Regions from separate parts of the Homo sapiens genome. Here regions 1 and 3 are each linked to region 2. A link is a contact called in ENCODE Hi-C or POLR2A ChIA-PET data. All regions are on one chromosome and are shown on one strand. The core of a region is the stretch at or near the end of the contact, and the rest is flanking DNA. Distances in the headings are between cores, read along the strand shown. Region 1 overlaps ATP2B4 (ATPase plasma membrane Ca2+ transporting 4). Region 2 has its middle 22 kb from the start of BTG2. Region 3 has its middle 19 kb from the start of ATP2B4.

Region 1 (3,601 bases), core at 70-2,569, 350 kb before region 2:
CATCTAATCGGAGAAAACGTGTCACTCGTAGCCCCTGGGTCTCAGGAATCCAGAATTCATCCCTCCTCCCCAGAATCACTTGGTGCTTTTTGGTCAAACTACATCTATGCATGCTGTGGACCCAGTCATCTAGTCCTGGCTACATCTTCCAAAGAAATCCTCATCCAGGGCCTGGAGGGGGCATGTGCAAGGATGTTCACTGGAACATTATCTGTGGTGATCTGAGATCCAAAAAATAAAAATAAAATACCTCTCAGTCTTGGAGTGGCTGTGTTGTCTAGGATATGCTGTGCAGTGATAATGGTGGCAAAACTTACCAGTTCTGGTCAGATGCCTTCAGAAGGCAGGGAGAAGGTAGGACCCATAGATGACAAAAGCTTTCTCCAAACAGCGATACCAAGAATTGACCCAAGGTTGACAGCCTGATCCTGATCACCTGGTCTGCTAAGATCCAACCCATGTCACAGGTTTTAAGAACCACCAAGATGAAGACAGAAAGCTCCAGGGCATGGGTAGGGAAACAGTGTGGTGGGAGGAAGCAGGAATGTGCCTGGGAGGGCACGGCTGTCCCCCTGACCCCTGGCCACTGGCTCCATCTTGAAATGGCATCAGTATTATTAAGATGAGGCCAGGCGCAGTGGCTCATGCCTGTAATCCCAGCACTTTGGGAGGCCAAGGTGGGCAGATCACCTGAGGTCAGGAGTTTGAGACCAGCCTGGCCAACATGGCGAAACCCCGTCTCTACTAAAAATATAAAAATTCCATCCTGGCTAACATGGTGAAACCCCGTCTCTACTAAAAATACAAAAAATTAGCCAGGTGTGGTGGCACGTGCCTGTAGTCCCAGCTACTCAGGAGGCTGAGGCAGAAGAGTTGCTTGAACCCGGGAGATGGAGGTTGCAGTGAGCCAAGACTGTGCCATTGCACTCCAGCCTGGGAGACACAGTGAGACCCCATCTCAGAAAAAAAAAAAAAAAAAAAAAAAAAAAAAAAAAAAGCCAGGTGTGGTGTTGCACGCCTGTGATCCCAGCTGCACAGAAGGCTGAGACAGGAGAATCACTTGAACCTTGGAGGCAGAGGTTGCAGTGAGCTGAGATCGTGCCACTGCATTCCAGCCTGGGTAACAGAGTAAAACTCCATCTCAAAAAAAATTATCAAGATGAGAAAGGGCAGTCCCTTAGGCCCAGAGCCTTGGGAAAGCCAACCTCTTTCAAATTGTGTGAGTCACACTGGCCTGGGTCACCTCTGTGTCCTCCAGTGACTCAGAGGATGTATGGGGTGGAGGTAGGGGTGTTCACAGCAAGCTAGAGCTCAAAAAAATGTAGAGGATGAAACAGCAGCGCTCACCATTTCCTTCAGTTGTTTAAGGAGGACAAGAGCCACCTTCAGGTGGAAGTGACAATGCCATCTGGAAGGTCTGTTTAACAAAAGGGGTACTGGCAGCCTCTCCTGACCCCGTTCACTCAGGATAAGGGTTAGCAACGATAACTGCTACTCACTCCTCAGAGCTGCGGCAGGAAGCTTCTAGGCCACAGACAGGACGCAGCCCTCCGGCAGCAGCATTCAAGTATTTCGTATATGCACTCTCTTGGACTACACAGACTGTCTTTCTTGGGGCTGCTGTGGCTTTCCATATTTTGGTTTCAAGGGAACAAAGGGGCTTTTTAGCAGCTGGATCGGATCCTAGGTTATTTTTAGAAACGAATTTCAGCAGAATCATGTCATGCTTATGGAGAGGGGTCATCTCCCTGGGCTACCGGGTCGGGACCTGGTTGTTCCCAGGCCTCAGGATCTGGTGGAGTCCTCAGGACAAGGGGGAAGAAGTTGCCTGGCCACAGACTGAGGAGGCCACATCTCATCCACCAAAAGGGAGCACCAGGGGCAGCTGCTCTGTCCCCAGACGCTCAGCAGGAGAGGACTTAAAACAACATTCCTGTGTGGCCCAGATACTAGTCAGCATGTCCCATACTGGTCATCAGGCCTGGCTGCTCCCATTCCCTTTCTCCACTCTGACAGTCTCACCTGTACAGAGTACAGAGAACCTCCCATCCCCGCTTTACCTATTCCAGCCTTCTCTGGGCTTATTTCCTGGAAGTCACAGGCAAATCAGCGAGGGCTCCATGCTGAAAAGACAGTGCTTATTAAAAAAGGTGGCCAGGAATGATCGCTAATAACCTGCCACCCCTCTGCGCCTGTTTTATTCTTCCTTGTTCACATATTGCACAGACAGGATCCATTCAGTCAGCCTAGGCCTTTGGAAAGCGAACTGATCATGCTTCCTTGCACTTGAGTAATGTTTTAGAGCTGTGGTTCTCAAACCCAGAGTGAGCACTAGGATCCTCTGGAGAACTGGGGCAAACCTATTGGGCCCCTCCCTGCCAACTCCTGAGTTTCTGGTGCACAAGAACGGAGGTGGGGCCTGGGAAGGTGCACTCCTAACAAGTTCCTTAACAGGGTGAGCTGATGCATCTGGTCTGGGGACCACACTTTGAAAATGTTGCGAGGTTCCAAAGCATTCCCATGAACCCCTTCAGCTCCAGGCTGACATGGGAAGGCACAGGAAGATCTTGCCATGTGTCTCCTTCACTCTTCCCTCTCCCTCTGCTAGTCCTTCCAGGTTGCTGATCTCTGCTTCCATTTATCTCTGGGCAGCCCCCTTTCCCAGACAGAGCCCTGAAAAAGCCCACATTTTTTTAGTCTTTGAGAAAACAGACTTGAGAGGATGTCACTCAACAGGCTACAACAGAAGCCAAGGTCTATTCGAAAAGTTAAAACAAGCCACCTCGTGAGGTTCAGAGGGACACCCAGGCCCCTTTCAGGTTCCAGTGGAGCAAATCCCCTCCCAGCCCTGTCTTCTATCTCCACAGGAGATGAGCGATGCTGGGGCCCATACACAGATGAGGGGAAAACAAAAACAAAAGACATTCGCTGCTCACTTTGGCTCCCAAAACATTACTGCCCCTGGTTGCCTCTGGAACCCAGGCTGCCGTTCCCCTGCCATCCCCCACGGTTCCAGAAGAAGCACCAGGCTCACCGCCTCCATAACACCTCTCAGGGAGCGCCTGCCCACTGCTCCGAGGCCAGGGCGGCCAGCAGCAGCTGCTGGTTTCCAGGCCAGTTGACAAGCTGTTATAAACAGTCGCTTTAGGTTGCTATGGCAAAGCGAGTGTGCAGCCCAGCGACGGTAAAGCTATTTATGTGCCTGTAATGACAGAGTGGTCTGTTTTTTATTATTTTACTTTTAAAGTTTTCTTTTCCCAACCCCCTAAATCAGCTTTAAAAAAAAAAAAAAAAAAAAAAAAAAAAAAAAGAGCCACCGCAACTTACTCAGGAACAAAAACAGGATAGCCAGAAAATAGAGCCTATGACTTGAGCCAGGAAGGGGAAGATGGAAGCAAGGAGTGTGGGTGAGCTCCTTTCCAAAAGGGAAGGTGCGGCCTCTGGCCATGCAGGCCTCTAATCACTTAGGAACCAAAGCCCTGCCTCTGGCTCAGCTCCTCAAGGAGAAACGCCAAACCCCAGGGTCTTCTCACCTCCCTGCACTTATATTACGGATAAGAGACAAAGCCACTTTGTCTTCTTGCTCTAACAGCAGCACTCC
Region 2 (3,496 bases), core at 255-2,754:
CTGCCACGCCCAGCCAATTTTTTGTATTTTTAGTAGAAACGGGGTTTCACCGTGTTAGCCAGGATGGTCTCGATCTCCTGACCTCGTGATCTGCCCGCCTCGGCCCCCAAAGTGCTGGGATTACGGGCGTGAGCCACCGTGCCCGGCGCCACACCTTTTTTTTAACCCAGAAAATATAAAGTGCTTTCACTTCTATGACATTTCTTTCCCTGACACATCTATGCGGTAAGGATACAGGTATGATACAGCCTACTTTACAAGACAGGGTAACTGGGACCTAGCACGTTTAATTGACTTGTCTCCCTAAAGGCACAGACTCAAGACTGAACCCCAGAACCCCAGTCTTACTGGCTCCCCATTGAACTGTATCCCATCTTTGTGTGTTCCTTACCCTCTTCCCTGACCTCGCCGTCAGGCGTCACTGAAATGCCCCAGACGCATCACTGCTTTTGTTCTTAACAATGTGAAACATCAACCAAGCCCAGCAGGTGATAGGACTGGACAGCCGCCAGGGGTCTGTGAGCACTGAACAACCAGTCTCCACGTCCACTGAAGATAATGTATGATGTATCAGCATGTGGTATGTTTGGGGCAGGCAAGAGAATGCAGAAGGGGTGAGTCTCCAGGTGACACGAAAAGACTTCAGGAAAGGGATTTGGGGAAAACAAACAAGCCCATCTAAGTGTCAATGTGCATATATGGAGAGAACATTTATGGAATGTTCTACCTAACAAAAGGAGAAAGTTAAATCCTATTAAAAAGGGAGTTGTAAGTCCTTGCTTGCTGCTGTTCTAAAAATTTTTGAGAGGTGGAAATGTGAAGAAAAGACCTTGAAGAAAAGAGAAATCTAGTCTTGCCAAGATAATTCTCCCTTAGTAAAAATCTAGGAGCCAAACGCAGGACCCATCCCAGGGCCTTGAAACCATACCAAGTTTTATTCTGAGTCTTAAATTACTTTACTCATAGGACTTTAAATGTCCTTAGGATCTAGTGCTATCCCCAGCACCTAAACCAAGAATTGTGAGCTGAGGTAAAATGTGAGAAAGAAATGCTCATTCCTTTGTTATTAATACCTAAAATAATATCACCATTTATTAGGCAATTATGTGCCAGGCATTTTGTCACAATAATGAGAGGAGATAGTGCCATTATTATCATTAGTATTTTTCATAGGAGAAAATTGAGGCTCAGAGAGGTTAAGTAACTGCTCAAAGTAACACAGCCAGAAAGTGGCAGAGGCTAGAGTCGAATCGTGGTCACCTGTCTCTTCAGTCTAAATCTCAATGCTACTGTGCCGAATTCTTTGAGTTTGTGGGTGTGTGTGTGCTTCTGTGTCCTGGGGCGGGGGAACAACGTCACTCGAGATACATTAAACGACGTTTACAATGTACGTGCTGGGGAACTGTATGCTGTCTTAGAGGCTGAGGCTGGCGCCCGTGGCCACAGTACAATGGAGGGGGTGGTTAATCTGGTTTTAGAGGATGGCGGATTGGCGATGGCAGACAGAGCTCAAGTAACTGCGCCCATAGGAGGGCGCAAGCACGCAGAGGCACGAGAAGAAAAGGAAGAGGGCCTGAGCCCGAACTTGGGGAAATCAATGCCCAAAGCCTGAGGGACTCTGGAGGGAGGACGGGAAAGGGCCAGAGGTTCACCCCCGAACCTCCAGTTGCTCAAGAAGCGCCGGGCGGGGCCCTGCAGTCGCTCAAGCTGCGAGGAGGACCTGAGAAGCGGGGACGCCTTCGAGGTTTTAGGGACCTGAGCTCCGGCGGCAGGTGGCGAAAAGGCCCAAGCCCAACGGCCGCCCCGCCTCGCCCCTTCCCCGCCTCCCCCTTCTCTGAAAGGCCCCATTCTCCACAGCCGCCGGGGGAGCAACTCCGTTGGGAAGCCACCTAGCGCCCGGCCCCACCTTTCTTTTTTTCTTTTTTTTTTTTTCTTAATAGTTCTCGGCCAAACGCCGCGGCGTCAGGGCGGGCTTGGATTGGCCCGCGCCGCCCCCGAGCCAGCCAATCAGCGGCTTGTTGCCAAGGTGGGGCTTCCCCAGAGCGGGCGGAGGCTGCGGCGCGGCTGCTGTTTCCCAGCAAAGAAAGCAGACTTGTGAGGGCGTCTGGTGGCACTTTCAGGTCCCAGTCAGCTGCTCGTGGGGATTGAGGGACGTGGGTGGGTGGCTGGGGGGTGAGCGGCCGAGGGCCCATATCCGGGACGGAGGGAGGGTCACCTGCCTGCCTTTGCACGCCCAGCCGGCGCTGTCTCCCTCCTCCCCGAAGCTTCCTTGCTGGACAGGTCTGACTCCAGGCAGCCCGTGTGGGATCGCCTTGGCCGCAACGGTCCCGGGTGGAAAGGCATCACCGTTGTCCCCTTACCCTCACCACCAAGCATATTGAGGAAGAGGGACTTGCAAACGTGAGAAGGTGCAAAAATCATCCACCTAACTTCTGAGGCAGAACAGACTATGAACTGAAGACAGTGCTGTATTGCAGTGTGTGCCCCAAAAGGGACCAGCTGACCTTGCAGGCCCGGAGGTGCTAATGAGAGAATGAAAAGGGCCCCGGGAAGCAGGAGACGTAAATCGCACACCTTCTCCCCATGTAACAATAATGCCCAAACCGCCACAAAGCAAGGGTCTGGACGATAGGGTCTCACTTTTCCAACCATAGCTCAGTTACACAAGGGAGAAAGGGCAGAGGCAGATCTACCCCTCACACATTTTCTACCCCTCACACATTTTCCTTTGGCCTCATACTCAATTCCCCAGTCCTGTTTATCTCAGTTTCCATTGTGTAACCTAGATGAATGCCTCCTGTTCTAGTAATGGCCATAATAATATTTAATCACATTTATTGTGTACTTTCTAAGAGCTGGGTACCCTTCTGAGCACCTCACAAAAATCAATCCTCCCAACAATACCGACTAGGAACTACTTTTATCTTATTTTAAGGATGAAAAAACAGGCAGTGAGAAGTTAGGTAACTTGCCTGTTGTCACAGAGCTAGCTGTACCTAGGTAGTCTGTTTCCACCTGGGAAACCCATCTGACTTTGCTCTAGAAGACGGGGACTTTCCTGCTATATTGCCAAAGGAAAAGGCTAGAATGGTTGCCTTTTGAAACACCACATGCCCCCCAAGAGCAGGACTTCAGTTAAGGTCCTTAGGACTCCCAAGACTTCTCCAGACTCCCAAGAGATTCCCCGTGTGGCTTCACCATATAAAATGAAAACAGATAAAATGCTGAATTTTATAGGTGAATTTCACCACTATGCAAAAAAAAAAAAATGGAGCCAAGAAAATCCTCCCATCAGTACAGTCCTGATCCCCTGGCCCAGCCTGGAGCATGCCTCAGAGCCGGAGAAAAGTGAAGTATTCATCCCCCAAACGTCACAGCTTTGTTGTATATTTTCAAAATGGATCTCGCTTAGGGCAGACACCAACTTTGAAGATGGGGAATGGTGGGAAGGGGTACAGGAAGAAGAGGCTGAGAACCTGCCCCCAGCTGGTGTTGG
Region 3 (3,851 bases), core at 1,333-3,832, 280 kb before region 2:
GCTGGATGCTGGGGCCCTTCTGGATTCAAACTGTTCCTTCAATGACCGCCACCCCCTTGTGGAACCCAGACAATTGGCTGCCCCATGGACTGCCTGCACTATGCCCTATTAGGCTGATGAGATACCCAGCACCACCTGATTTCACATTAGCATGGAGACACTTGTGTTCCCTTGGACGCTGTTCCTAGCTTGCCTGAGGTTTGCCCCAGCCCCAGCCTCTGTAGCTATGTCTGCATTGATGTCTCAGTTTGGGTCTGCCTGGTTATTTTCCTTCCTAAAGGCCCCAGCCACCTTGAACTGAATCAGTATCATGGAAAACAGGAAGGTAGAGGAAGAAAAGCCCTCGGGGTCCCTCTGCAGGGCTTGTGCCTTAATTCTGGCTGTGGTGATGGGAGGCTCACTCACGCTCGCTCATCTCGTGCCTGGTTGGCCAGTGGCACAGAGCAGTATGGGTGGCTTGGACTCTGGGAGCCATCTATATCCTGGACCCTAAGCCCCAATCCCATTAGGCTAATGCACTAACTAAGCTAAGTCCATTTGTTTATTCAGAACACAAATAGCTTTAACTTCAAGTATGTGACTGGCTTTGTACCAGCTGCAGGAAGAGTTACAAAAAGGCTGTGGTATAGTTGGATGTAAACACTTACACACATGAAGAATGAACCAGTGACATACTAAAGCAAGGCATGGGCCGGGTGTGGTGTCTCAGGCCTGTAATCCCAGCACTTTGGGAGGCTGAGGCGGGCGGATCACCTGAGGTCGGGAATTCGAGACTAGCCTGACCAACATGGAGAAACCCCGTCCCTACTAAAAATGCAAAATTAGCCGGGTGTGGTGGTGCATGCTACTTGAGAGGCTGAGGCAGGAGAATCGCTTGAACCCTGGAGGTGGAGGTTGCAGTGAGCTGAGATCGCGCCATTGCACTCTAGCCTGGAGTGTCCTAGAATGGTCTGTGATGTGTTGTTGAGTGGATCAGAAGAGAAATGCTGTATGTTCAGAGTGGTGAGATGAGTGGACACTGGGATTGTCAGAGAAAGTCCATCAGGAGTTGATGTGGATCTTGAAGGTTTCAGGATCTAGACCAGGCAGGCCTGGCCTCCCAGGGAACGGCTGGAACCAAGGCAGGGAGGCCTGAGCTTTAGAGGAATCATCCCTCAAGGAATATCAAAATTGAAGCCAAGGGTTTCTGTTGGGGGTCAGTGGAAGATGACAGTGTGACTCTTAACAACTTTGGGGAAAATCAAGAACTTGGATATCAAAATAGTGAATACCATTTGTTGCTGAAGTGCTTTATACAGATAAAGGACTCACTAAATCCTTAAAACAATCCTGGGCTGGCGTGGTGGCTCATGCCTGTAATCCCAGCACTTTGGGAGGCCGAGGTGGATGGATCACGAGGTCAGGAGATTGAGAGCATCCTGGCTAACACAGTGAAACCCCGTCTCTACTAAAAATACAAAAAAATTAGCTGGGCGTGGTGGCGGGCGCCTGTAGTCCCAGCTACTCAGGAGGCTGAGGCAGGAGAATGGCGTGAACCCGGGAAGTGGAGCTTGCAGTGAGCCGAGATTGTGCCTCTGCACTCCAGCCTGGGTGACAGAGCGAGACTCTGTCTCAAAAAGCAAAAGAAAACAAAACAAAAAAAACAACCCCATGAAATAAGCACTATTATTACTACCTCCCCCATCCCCTGCTGTTTTTTTTTTTGTTGTTGTTTTTAGATGGAGTCTCCCTCTGTCACCCAGGCTGGAATGCAGTGGGGCAATCTTGGCTCACTGCAACCTCTGCCTCCCAAGTTCAAGTGATTCTCCTGCCTCAGCTGCCCTAGTAGCTGGGACTACAGACACATGACACCACGCCCATCTAATTTTTGTAGTTTTAGTAGAGATGGGGTTTCACCACGTAGGCTGGTCTCGAACTCCTGACCTCACGTGATCCACCTGCCTTGGCCTCCCAAAGTGCTGGGATTACAGATGTGAGCCACTGTGCCTGGCTCTTTCCCATTTTTAAAGATAAGGTAGCTGAGGGCTGGGCATGGTGTCTCACACCTGTAATCTCAGCACTTTGGGAGACCCAGATGGGTGGATCACTTGAGGTCAGGAGTTCGAGACTAGCCTGGCCGAAATGGTAAAATCCATCTCTACTGAAAATACAAAAATTAGCCGGTGTGCTGGCATGCACCTGTAATCTCAGCTAATCGGGAGGCTGAGGCAGGAGAATCAATTGAACCCAGGAGATAGAGGTTGCAGTGAGCCAAGATTGCACCATTGCTCTCCCGCCTGGGCAACAGAGAAGACTCCATCTCATTTCTTTTGAAATAAAAATAAATAAAAACTAAAGATAAAGGAAGCTGAGACCCAGAGAGCTGAAGGCCTCAGAGATGTGTCAGGATTTGAATCTGTGTGCTGTCAAAATACTTGCTTTTCTCATCATGCCATGCTGCCCACCCCAACCCACCCCAGCCCCTCTTTCCTGTGGGTCTTGGTGACTCATCCTCTTTCTTGGCAGACATTGTGGTTTTCAGACATTGTGGTTTTTGATAACTCAGTAAATGAAGTCATCCTGTTGTTGTTGCTGTCTCTGCTTCTTGGGCCACGCTCCCGCCCCGGTGTCCTTGTGCTGCCTCAAGGCTCCTGGTTGCTGGAGCAGGAACTCTGTAGCTACTGTTGCTTTTTTTGTTTGTTTGTTTTATAGTGTCTTTGAAAGAACATGATTTCCCCAGGGGGTGAGCCAAGGCCATTTAAGTGATATGCTCAATGCTATCTAACAATGTCTTTCTTGTTTTTTTTTTGAGATGGAGTTTCACTCTTGTTGCCCAGGCTGGAGTGCAATGGTGCGATCTCAGCTCACTGCAACCTTCACCTCCCAGGTTCAAATGATTCTCCTGCCTCAGCCTCCCGAGTAGCTGGGATTACAGGTGCCTGGCACCATGCCTAGCTAAGTTATCTAACAAGGTCTTTCTTTTTTTTGAGATGGAGTTTCACTCTGTCACCAGGCTGGAGTGCAGTGGCGCGATCTCGGCTCACTGCAACCTCCGACTCCCTGGTTCAAGCGATTCTCCTGCCTCAGCCTCCCGAGTAGCTGGGATTATAGGCACATGCCACCACACCAGGCTAATTTTTGTATTTTTAGTAGAGACGGGGTTTCTCCATATTGGTCAGGCTGGTCTTGATCTCCTGACCTTGTGATCCGCCCACCTCGACCTCCCAAAGTGCTGGGATTACAGGCACGAGCCACCGCGCCCGGCCCACAATGTCTTTCTTATAGATCAAGAACCAGTGTTCTTATCTCAGGGTGTGTTTTCTGCCTTCCCAGGCCTCGCCACACTCACAGTACAGGGGGCAGCCTTCATCTTCCCTTTTTGCTTGAAGCCTCAAGCCTGATGTTTCAGCAGCCTGATGCTCAATCCCAAAGGCCTTTACCTTTTTCTCAGTGCCCTCCTGGCCCTTGTAAATGTGATGTATTGGTTGTCAGCATCAGGGTTCCAGAATTCCCAGGGTAGATGTACAATTAGGCTCACACCGTGCCCCTTGCTTGTGGAGACCATGGAGGGAAGTAATACCAAAGAAAAGAGGAGAGGAAAAGGGAAAGAGCTAACGTATACTGAGTAATTTCTACAAGCTAGGCACCGTGCCTTACATAAACAGTCCTGAGTCACTTAACAAACAGAGCTACAGTCTGAGAAATGCATTGTTAGGTGATTTCATTGTTTTGCAAACATCATAGGTATACCCACACAAACCTAGATGGTGTAGCCTACTACACACCTAAGCTGGATGGTATAGCCTATTGCTCCTAGGCTATAAACCTGTACAGCATGTTATTGTACTATAGGCAATTATAACACACTGGTG

What was found. Hi-C counts contacts between places; a loop is a spot of excess contacts on that map. ChIA-PET counts read pairs that join two places held with the same protein, here RNA polymerase II (POLR2A). Pooled maps may share reads with other maps.
Region 1: a map of CD4-positive, alpha-beta T cell shows a loop between it and region 2 (2.0-fold over the local background). The contact joins two enhancer-like sites. A Hi-C loop is called at or near these places in 1 of 168 maps with a recorded cell type or tissue (CD4-positive, alpha-beta T cell) and 6 of 50 pooled maps. POLR2A ChIA-PET finds 5 or more read pairs at or near these places in 7 of 52 experiments (CD4-positive, alpha-beta memory T cell, GM12878, T-cell and 4 more).
Region 3: a loop to region 2 is called in a map of CD4-positive, alpha-beta memory T cell, with 4 times the contacts of the local background. The contact joins two enhancer-like sites. A Hi-C loop is called at or near these places in 2 of 168 maps with a recorded cell type or tissue (CD4-positive, alpha-beta memory T cell and naive thymus-derived CD4-positive, alpha-beta T cell) and 8 of 50 pooled maps. POLR2A ChIA-PET finds 5 or more read pairs at or near these places in 5 of 52 experiments (CD4-positive, alpha-beta T cell, CD4-positive, alpha-beta memory T cell, WTC11 and 2 more).

Annotation. Positions count from the first base shown.
Region 1 is chr1:203,672,034-203,675,634 of GRCh38, reverse strand. All of the region lies in intron 1 of ATP2B4 (ATPase plasma membrane Ca2+ transporting 4), which reads right to left. Among named protein-coding and RNA genes, the nearest start is that of ATP2B4, 47 kb to the right of the region's middle. Within about 2 kb of position 1,319, at least 30 of the 41 ENCODE cell types and tissues checked have a DNase peak (open chromatin) inside an H3K27ac peak, as active enhancers do; they include CD4-positive, alpha-beta T cell, where a contact is called at or near this core.
Region 2 is chr1:203,325,984-203,329,479 of GRCh38, reverse strand. No RefSeq gene overlaps it. Among named protein-coding and RNA genes, the nearest start is that of BTG2, 22 kb to the right of the region's middle. RefSeq lists enhancers at 158-794, 1,454-1,643, 1,844-1,943, 3,253-3,496. Within about 2 kb of position 1,504, at least 39 of the 41 ENCODE cell types and tissues checked have a DNase peak (open chromatin) inside an H3K27ac peak, as active enhancers do; they include CD4-positive, alpha-beta T cell, where a contact is called at or near this core.
Region 3 is chr1:203,606,107-203,609,957 of GRCh38, reverse strand. No RefSeq gene overlaps it. Among named protein-coding and RNA genes, the nearest start is that of ATP2B4, 19 kb to the left of the region's middle. Within about 2 kb of position 2,582, at least 12 of the 41 ENCODE cell types and tissues checked have a DNase peak (open chromatin) inside an H3K27ac peak, as active enhancers do; they include CD4-positive, alpha-beta T cell, where a contact is called at or near this core.